Regions from separate parts of the Homo sapiens genome. Here region 1 is linked to region 2. A link is an interaction called in ENCODE POLR2A ChIA-PET data of the cell type or tissue named here. Cell type or tissue: GM12878. All regions are shown on one strand. Each heading gives the region's core, and the rest is flanking DNA. Links, peaks and the distances in the headings are about the cores only.

Region 1 (5,406 bases), core at 1,688-4,187, 77 kb after region 2:
GACAGGAGAATAACACAGAGAAACAAAGTGGTCTTGTGTGTGTGTATGGAGTGATGGGCATGGAGAACTGCAGACAACCTCCAGGCCAGGCAACTTCAACCACCCCTTCCTGCTTCACTCATTGGGAGCATTTTTGGATTCTGCTGTGCAGACACTGGGATCCTGAGTCAGCCACTTAACCTTTCAGTGTCCGTTTGAACCTCTCCCCTCTTCTGGGGGTTAATCTAATGTTTTGGTTTGAATGATGTCAAAAGTGTTAGTTCTAAAATGAAGAGAATCAGAATCGCAGAATGAGGAGGTCAGATGGTGGAGGAGTGGATGAGAAATGGCCTGTGGTGAGGGCAAGTCCAGGGCAGAGCCCCTCTGACCAGCAGCTGAGAGGATGGGAAGGAACAATCCCTGGACGGCCCTTCACACCTACCGCCCTGACGGCACCTGAGCCTAGCACTCTGCTCGCCAGGCCTGGACTCAGCCCTGGGCCCTGGACCAGGCCTTATCCTCAAGGGACTTTGAGCCTCTAGATGATAAGGGTCATCTAAAGACCACTTGTGCTTGGCAGTGTTTTACTTTTGTCAGGTTGTAATTGGTGCATTACAATGAACACAGTAAAAGGGGAAATGAACTGATTGACATTTATTTGTAGAAGCTGTCATCTTCTCTGTGTGAGCATTTTGTAGATCTTTTGGCCTCCATTCCTGTTCTCTTAGTCAAGCTAAATGGTCCAGGGACTGAAGATCCCACAGCTTGGCTCTTTTGCAAGGTGAGGGGATCTCCTGCAGGTTGGGCAAAGCTTCATTTTCTCTTCTGTACAATGCGGGTGAAAAAAATCTCCGCTGTGTCTACCTCTCAGGGCTGCTGTGGGGCACCAAGGAATTGGTGTACAGAATGAGAAAGTTCATTTGTTCTTTCTTTCTTTCTGTTTTTTTTTTTTTGGCGGGGGGGCGGTGGGGGGACGGAGTCTCGCTCTGTTGCCCAGGCTGGAGTGCAGTGACGTGATCTCAGCTCACTGCAAGCTCTGCCTCCTGGGCTCACGCCATTCTCCTGTCTCAGCCTCCCCAGCAGCTGGGACTACAGGCACCCGCCACCACGCCCAGCTAATTTTTTGTATTTTTAGTAGAGACAGGGTTTCATGAGGTTAGCCAGGATGGTCTCCTTCCCTCCCTCCCTCCCTCCCTCCCTCCCTTCCTTCCTTCCTTCCTCCTTCCTTCCTTCCTCTCTCTCTCTTTCTTTCTTTCTTTTTTTTTTTTTTTTGAGATGGGGTCTCACTCTGTCGCCCAGGCTGGAGTGCAGTGGCGCAATCTTGGCTCACTGCAACCTCCGCCTTCCGGGTTCAAGCAATTCTCCTGCCTCAGCCTCCCAAGTAGCTGGGACTACAGGCGCATGCCACCATGCCCAGTTAATTTTTGTATTTTTAGTAGAGACGGGGTTTCCCCATATTGGTCAGGCTGATCTTGAACTCCTGACCTCATGATCCACCTGCCTCGGCCTCCCAAAGTGCTGGGATTACAGGCGTGAGCCACCTTGCCTGGCTTCTTCCTGGTTTTTAGAAAGTACTTTCTGGCCAGGTGCTGTGGCTCACGCCTGTAATCCCAGCACTTTGGGAGGTCAAGGGTGGCAGATCACCTGAGGTCAGGAGTTTGAGACCAGCCTGGCCAACATGGTGAAACCCCCATCTCTACCAAACAAACAACAAAAAACAAACAAACAAACAAAATTAGTTGGGCGTGGTGGTGGGTGCCTATAATCCCAGCTACTCAGGAGGCTGAGGCAGGATAATTGCTTGAACCTGGGAGACAGAGGTTGCAGTGAGCTGAGATCGCGCCACTACACTCCAGCCTGGGCAACACGAGCGAAACTCCGTCACAAAAAACAAAACAAAACAAAACCAAAACCAGGAGGAAAGTACTACATGTGAAATGGATTGTGCTAGCAGCACACAGGAGTGAGGGATGAAGGTCTGGGAAGGCACAACATGCATCTTTAGGCTCTGCCTGAAACAGGAAACCTGGACCCCAAGACAGGACTTCTTTGGGAACCCACTGGAAGTGCTCTTCAAACAGCAGTGGCACTGATGAAAGTGGTGTGTAGAAGGAAAGGGCACGAGGGAATCCCGTGGAAGTGAGGGAAGGAGGCACAGAGCCCAGGTGGTCTTGGTGAATTTGGGGGCTTATGGCCCCTAGGTACTGGGAGGTAGTGTGAGTGGTGACAATAATTGCATCTTTTAGTTGGATGGACCCGGATTCCAAACGTCTTCTGCCACCCCTGTCTGTGTGACCTGGGGGAAGTTGCTGTACCTCTCTGGGCTGCTGAAGTAACAGATACAAGAAAGCAGGTGGCATGCATCAGAGTCAGTAATTAATTGCTGTGAATTACCCACATCCCCTATATCAGTCTTCGGTTTCTACATTTTATATCCATTGTATGGCTGAAGCAGGGATAGCCTTCCCATTTTACAGATTTTCTCTGCTGTTTGTTTAACAGATATCAAGGTCTGCCAGGAGGAAAACAGTCCTAGCACTTGAAAAGTTCAGTGTGTGTGTGTGTGTGTGTGTGTGTGTGTGTGTGTGTGTGTGTTGGGGGAGGGAGGGCGCAGTGGGGGGCGGAGGGAAAGAGAGAGGAAACTGTTACAGCATGTGGTCAATGCTGTAATTATGGTGACCATGTTCTCCAAACCACAAATCAGGTCACGTGGTCTGACAGAGGCTATTTTCTGCCTCCACTGAAGTCCAAACATGAAATCACATGTAGTTACACATTCATTGAATCACCTTTTCTTTTTTTTAAAGAAGCAAATGACATGAAATTTGGATTGTCCTTGACAAATCCTGCTATATTCCCAGAAAATCACTAGAGCTGTGACTGGGGCCCATACAGACCTCTAGCAGGAGCAAGAAGGTTTCCTGGACCAAGCGCTACTTAAGTGGGACCTTGAAGGCTAAATAGGTTTCCAGGCAGAGAAAAAGGTGGTGGCCTGGATGCCCTTGGGACAGGACTTACTCTTCCTGCTCTAAAGACAGCACTGGCCGGGTGTGGTGGCTCACGCCTATAATCTCAGCACTTTGGGAGGCCAAGGTGGGAGGATCACTTGAGCTGGGGAGCTCAAGACCAGCCTGGGCAACATAGGGAGACCCTGTATCTACAATTTTTTTTTTTTTTTTTGAGACAGAGTTTCGCTCTTGTTGCCCAGGCTGGAGTGCAGTGGCGTGAATTCAGCTCACTGCAACCTCCGCCTCCCAGGTTCAAGCGATTCTCCTGCGTCAGCCTCCCAAGTAGCTGGGATTACAGGCACCCGCCACCATGCCCGGCTAATTTTTTTTTTTGTATTTTTAATAGAGATGGGGTTTCACCATGTTGGCCAGGCTGGTCTCGAACTCCTGACCTCGTGATTCACCCGCCTCGGCCTCCCAAAGAGCTGGGATTACAGGCGTGAGCCACCGCGCCTGGACTTTTTTTTTTTTTTTTGAAACGGATGGAGTCTTGCTCTGTCACCCAGGCTGGAGTGCAGTGGCGCAATCTCGGCTCACCGCAACCTCTGCCTCCCAGGTTCAAGCGATTCTCTTGCCTCAGCCTCCCGAGTAGCTGGGATTACATACGTGCGTCACCATGCCTGGCTAATTTTTGTATTTTTAGTAGAGACCAGGTTTCACCATGTTGGCCAGGCTGGTCTTGAACTCCTGACCTCAGGTGATCCGCCCGCCTTGGCCTCCCAAAGTTCTGGGATTATAGGCATTAGACACTGCACCCGGCAATTCTTTTTTTTTTAAGAGACAAGGTCTCACCCTGTTACCCAGGCTAGAGTGCAGTGATGTCATCATGGCTCACTGCAGCCTCGATCTTCCAGGCTCAAGTGATCCTCCTACCTCAGCCTCTCAAGTACCTGGGACCACAGGCGCACAACACTATGCCTAGAGTATGTATGTATGTAGAGACGGGATCTCCCTATGTTACCCAGGCTGGTCTTGAACTCCTGGGCTCAAGTGATCCTCCTGCCTCAGCTCAGCCACTGTGCCCAGCCTCTGCAAAATTTTTCTTTTTAAATTAGGTGGCACGTGCCTGTAATTCCAGCTACTCAGGTGGCTGATGTGGGAGGATTGCTTGAGCCTGGGAGGTCCAGGCTGCAGTGGGCCATGATCACACCACTGCACTCCAACCTTGGCCACAGAACAAGACCCTGTTAAAAAAAGAAAGAAAGGAAGAAGGGAGGGAGGGAGGGAGAGAGACAGAAAAGTAGCTTGCTGGGAACTGGTGGTGCTGGCTGAAGTAGGCAACAGTGTTTGTTTTCAGTTACTTTTCACTTTCATTGTTCCAAAGACCAGCCCCAGCCTCCTAGGAAACAAAATTGTTACAGACTAAAACAACGTGGTTACACTGCGTTGTATCTTCCTATGCATTACGGCACTTTCTCACAGTGGACCGTATAGTCTTTGAGGACAGGAACCACATCTATCTTATTCATCTCTGTGTCTCCCTATTTCCCTTCTGCCACCAGGATGGTGTGAGGAAGACTATAGAAGAGGCACTAATAATTGTTGAATGAAGAGTGAAGTACCATTGATGGGCATTTTGTTAGGTAGACAGTGTCCTCTGTTTCATAATGAACCTGTGAACTTTCATTTCATCTGTTTATTCAGCAAGTATGTGCTGGTTGCCTACAATGTGCCTGGTGCTGTTTGGGGCACTGGGGCTCAGGGCGTCTGAGACACACACAGTCCTGCCCACATGGAGCTCACAATCTAGAGGGAGAGAGTGGCAGCTGACAGGTAACTACGAGGGTGATAAAGAGGGAGATGTGAAGTGTATACAGGAAGCCTGGTTTGGATTAGGGTCTGAGGAAAAGCCCAGGAGGAAATTAAGTTTAATTGGAGACTTATAGCTGGGGATGGTGGCATGTACCTGTGGTCCCAGATACTAGAGATGCTGAGATGGGAGGATTGCTTGAGTGCAAGAGTTTGAGGCTGCAGCAAGCTGTGATCTTGCTCACCGTACTTCAGCCCAGATGACACAGCGAGAGCCTGACACATTTAAAAAAAAAAAAAAAAAAAAAAAAGGCTGGTAATCCCAGCACTTTAGGAGGCCGAGGCAGGCAGAGACAGGCAGATTGCTTGAGCTCAGGAGTTCAAGACCAGCCTGGGCAACATGGTGAAACTCTGTCTCTATAAAAAATTAAAAATTAGCTGGGCTTGGTGGCATATGCCTGAAGTCCGAGCTACTTGGGAGGCTGAGGTGGGAGGATTGCTTGAGCCTGGAAGGTCAAGGCTGCAGGGAGCCGTGATCACACCACTGCACTCCAGCCTGCAGGAAAAAAAGAAAAAAGAAAAAAAGAAAAAAAAAAATCTCAGACCTAAAGGATCACAATGAATCATTCATCTAACATTTAAACAGTCAACCCTCTATACCCACAGATTC
Region 2 (3,912 bases), core at 1,382-3,881:
CCTGCCCTGTGCACCTCCCAACATTGACCCCAGCACTTAGGATTACCATCTGTTGTTCAGGAACTTTACTTTACTTCCCTTAGGAAAAAAAGACAAAGAAAAAAAAGAAAAGAAGAAGAAAGCAAAAAAGGCCTCAACCAAAGATTCTGAGTCACCGTCCCAGAAGAAAAAGAAGAAAAAGGTAGAGAGTTCCTGGGGTGTCTCAGGCCAGAAAACAGACCCAAACCCAAGCCCCCTCCTACACACCCAGACCTGGTTCCTGCCCCCTTCCCATTTTCGGGGCCCAGTCGGGGGCGTCAGGGGTTGTGACACACCAGGGAAGAGGCTGGCAGGGCATGTTCCCTGAGCACATGGAAGCCGTAGAAGTGGCCTGCCGGAGGTAGAAGGGTGTTGGGGAAGGAAGGAGAGACTCCCCCCAGCACAGGGAAACCAGGTAGACTGTGGCAGGTTTCCAGGTGAAAGGAAACGTTGCCTGGGCTGCGTGTGCCCCAGCTGGCAGGCTAGCCCTGAACAACAGCTGTCCTCACGGCGCGGGGCCTTAGCACCTCAGACACAGATGAAGTTCTCACCTTGGCCAGCAGGGCCTCAGCTGTATTTAGGAGAGCTGAACATCTGTTTGCCTCTGCCCTTGGAGGTCGCTGCAGACCCAGTATCTATTCTAGGGGAATTCACTAGTCCTCAGGAGGTGGGGGCAGCAGTGGGTGGGGAAAAGCTGCAGGTCTGAGAGCCTCTCGTACTTCCCTCCTCACAGAAGAAGACAGCAGAGCAGACTGTATGACGAGCACCAGCACCAGGCACAGGTACGCTTCCCAATCATTCCTGAGCATTCAGGGTGGGAGGACAGCTCTGGTGTCCCCTGTGGTCCCAGAGAGCCAGGCAGACCTGATAGGTGGGCTCTAAGGGGAAAGGAGGCTGGGGAAAGAGGTTCTGTTGCCAAGGGTCCATGGGGCCACTGGGGTGACATCAGGAGCTGGCACTGCAGCATCAGAAGGATCCAGAACAGTAATGGCAGTGGTGACACCGAGTGCACCTGGGTGCAGGGGTTGTGCATGCTTTAGGGGGTGTGCCCTGGGATGGAGCCTGTTTGTAGGTGAGGTCGGATACAGCTTGGTTCCTCCTTCACTTGTGAGCGGTTCATTTTCCTCATGATCCTGTAACTTGGGGGCATTTCCTTTTGGGAAGGAAGATGGTTTACTCAAGATGAGCTATCACCATGGATCTATGCTTCCCTATGGAGGACAGGCCCTGCCAAGTGGTGGTGACAGTTAGCTGCTCCACCTGGCTCTGCTGGCCCTGTGGTCACCCAGCCTCCTGTAAATGGGGGTGATGCAGAGCCCGCCTCCTGGGCCAGTGGTGAGGCTTATGTGAAGCTAAACTAAACACTAAAGGACTCAGCCCAGTTCTCAGAACATTCCAAGTGCTAAAAAATGTCCACTGTGGTTAATGCCTCCCCCCTGCATTGGAGATGCCAGATTTCATTTTCCTTGCAGGGGAAAAGGGTCAGGAAATTTGACATCTGCATGTGTTTCCTTCCCCTAGGGATTTCCTAGCCGAGCAGTGGCCATCCCCATGCCTCTGACCTCCACCGACCTCTGCCCACCATGGGTTGGAACTAAACTGTTACCTTCCCTCGCTCCACAGAAGAAGACAGCCAGCTTCAGGGGTCCCTGTGCTGGCCAAGCCAGTGAGCCTGCGGGGAGGCTGGTCCAAGGAGAAAGTGGACCAGCTCCCATGACCTCACCCCACTCCCCCAACACAGGACGCTTCATATAGATGTGTACAGTATATGTATTTTTTTAAGTGACCTCCTCTCCTTCCACAGACCCCACATGCCCAAAGGCCTCGGGACTTCCCACCACCTTGCTCCACAGATCCAGCTAGGCCTGACCTGTGCCTCATCCCGTGCCGCTCGGTCTCTGGCTGATCCCGAGGCTTTGTCTTCCTCTCGTCAGTTCTTTTGGTTGTGTTTTTTGTTTTTTTTTTAATAACTCAAAAAAAAAATAAAAGACTTGGAGGAAGGGTGCAAGCTCCCAGTGCATCTGGGGCACATGTTTCTTGGAAGGGACTGTCTCGCCGACACTCGGGATTCCCTCTTGCCTGCATGTTGAGGCTATGGGTGACCGTGGTTAGTGGGACAGGCAGTGAGCAGTGAAGTGCCTGAGTGCCGAATTGGTGGGGAAGGCTTCCTGGATGAGGTGGCATCTAAACTAAAGGATGGAACTAAAGGATGGTCATGGTTGATTTCCTGTTGCCAGAGTAAGTCATGTAAATACCCAAAGACAAGAAATGGAAGGGGCTGAGAATCCTCGAGTTAGGCCTCGAGCTAGGGGCAGGCTCCCTGGAGGTGCCTGGTGAACAGCTGTGGCAGGCACAGCAGGTCTAGGAAAATCGGAAGTGAGTTGCCCCTCAAATCGAGCTCACCATGGTTCTGTGGTGGTGAGGGCAAGAAGTGGATGAACATGAAAGACAGGATGATGTCTTGGGTGTGGACTGAGGGAGGGGAGGGATAGCAAAGGAGGTGGTCTGCTGCTCCAGCCTGGAAATGCAGAAGCCCACTTCCCTGGGCCCAGAGCCATGTGGAACACCAGGGGTCCTGGAGATGGTCTCCAGAGCTTTTAGCCTCATGCTGGAAACAGCCAGAGGCAGTGCAGAAAAGGAATGCATGGCTGGAGGTGTCGGAGACCCAGGTTGGCATCCAGCTGCACCCTTGACTCGGGGCCCGGGGCCAGACCCTCCACCATCTGGCCTCTCTCCTCTCAAGCATGTTGCTCTAGAACAGAACTACAGAGTAGTGTCCTCATTGGGCCTTGTTGACCCACAGCAAGACTTTAAACTTAAAAATGGGGTGATTTCACTGCAGTTCTTGATTTCTGGCTCCTCTTAAAAAGATAACATCTGGCAACGGGGGCTGTGCTTCCTCCTGGCAGCAACCAGATAGAGCTGAGTAGCAGTCAGCCCCTTAGGTAAGGCATGGGCACCCAGTTCTCCACAGTCCCCTACTTCCTGTCCATCCTGACACGGAGGCCCTATGTCGGTTGCCATCTGTCATCACATTCACACTGTTCTTAGTATAGAAATGAAATTGGGGACATAGGAAAATGAAAGCTGTACCAAGAAGAGCTTGTGCTTAAACTAGGCAAGAGCCTATTTCTTTTTGGAAGTAGAGTGTTCGTGTGTGTTAAACATGTAATCAAGTATGTCTGTGTCCAAAGACTACAAGCCCCCCCCCAGGCCTGCCTGGCCCCGCAGGCATCTCTGTGGGTTACTTGGGCTGCGTTCTCCCACCTCAGTGACTGGATTTAGCGTCTTTAGTTACCTCTTTAGGATAAATGAACTGGATCTCAACAGAAGAGCCAGGAGCCAGAGTGTTCTAATTACTACCTTTTATTCTAATGTGAACCATGGCCCTGAAAGCTGATAACAAGCTTGGCTGAGCAGAGGGAACTAGGGGTCGGCAGAAAGGATTATGGGTGGAAAACATTGGCTCTTCCTTGGGGAGTGATGCTGGGGAAAGGGAAGAGAGTGGCTCAGCCTGCAGGTAAATAGGCTAGAAAAGCCAAGGCCAAAGGCTGGAGGGGAGAGGACAGTCAGCATGTCCAGCCTGGGGTCTGGGTGTAGGGTTATCCCTTCTCCCTGTGCCTTCCCATCTCGTCCATGAGCCTAGGTCTTGGAGCCTTGTGTTGGAGGCTGCTGTGATGTCAGGAACGGGGATCTGTCTAGCTTTTGGCCACTTCCTGGGACCTCACGCCCCTGTTGACAGATGGAGATTGGGCAGCAGGGCCTTGCTGCATTGTTATCTGCTGTTCCGACTTGGTTTGTCTTGTCCAAGGGTGACGAAAGAGCCAGGCACCAGGGTCTCATGGGATGAGGTACAGGGTGGGAGATGGGGGAGGGGCTGGGGGCTGAAGGGAG

The links. Peaks named below come from ENCODE experiments on the same cell type or tissue, not always from the same donor. Only the 100,000 strongest peaks of a DNase experiment are listed, where the experiment ranks them.
Region 1: POLR2A ChIA-PET joins it to region 2 with 8 read pairs; 9 of 35 experiments call an interaction of 5 or more read pairs at or near these places.

Annotation. Positions count from the first base shown.
Region 1 is chr5:150,474,905-150,480,310 of GRCh38, forward strand. NDST1-AS1 (NDST1 antisense RNA 1) reads right to left here. Exons shown (of 3, transcript NR_105061.1): 3 at 612-855. Among named protein-coding and RNA genes, the nearest start is that of NDST1-AS1, 8.4 kb to the right of the region's middle. RefSeq lists an enhancer at 1,916-2,085 and a cis regulatory region at 2,001. In GM12878, for the core only: no CTCF peak of the experiment used is centred there; a DNase peak (open chromatin) is centred at 2,677; H3K4me3 peaks cover 307 bases; H3K27ac peaks cover 1,385 bases.
Region 2 is chr5:150,398,271-150,402,182 of GRCh38, forward strand. It overlaps TCOF1 (treacle ribosome biogenesis factor 1), which reads left to right. Exons shown (of 27, transcript NM_001371623.1): 25 at 84-181; 26 at 752-800; 27 at 1,540-2,023. The coding sequence ends at 778. It overlaps CD74 (CD74 molecule), which reads right to left. Exons shown (of 9, transcript NM_001025159.3): 9 at 3,369-3,912. Among named protein-coding and RNA genes, the nearest start is that of CD74, 13 kb to the right of the region's middle. RefSeq lists enhancers at 1-78, 709-868, 1,779-1,868, 1,939-2,018, 3,579-3,848 and 1 more. In GM12878, for the core only: no CTCF peak of the experiment used is centred there; no DNase peak of the experiment used is centred there.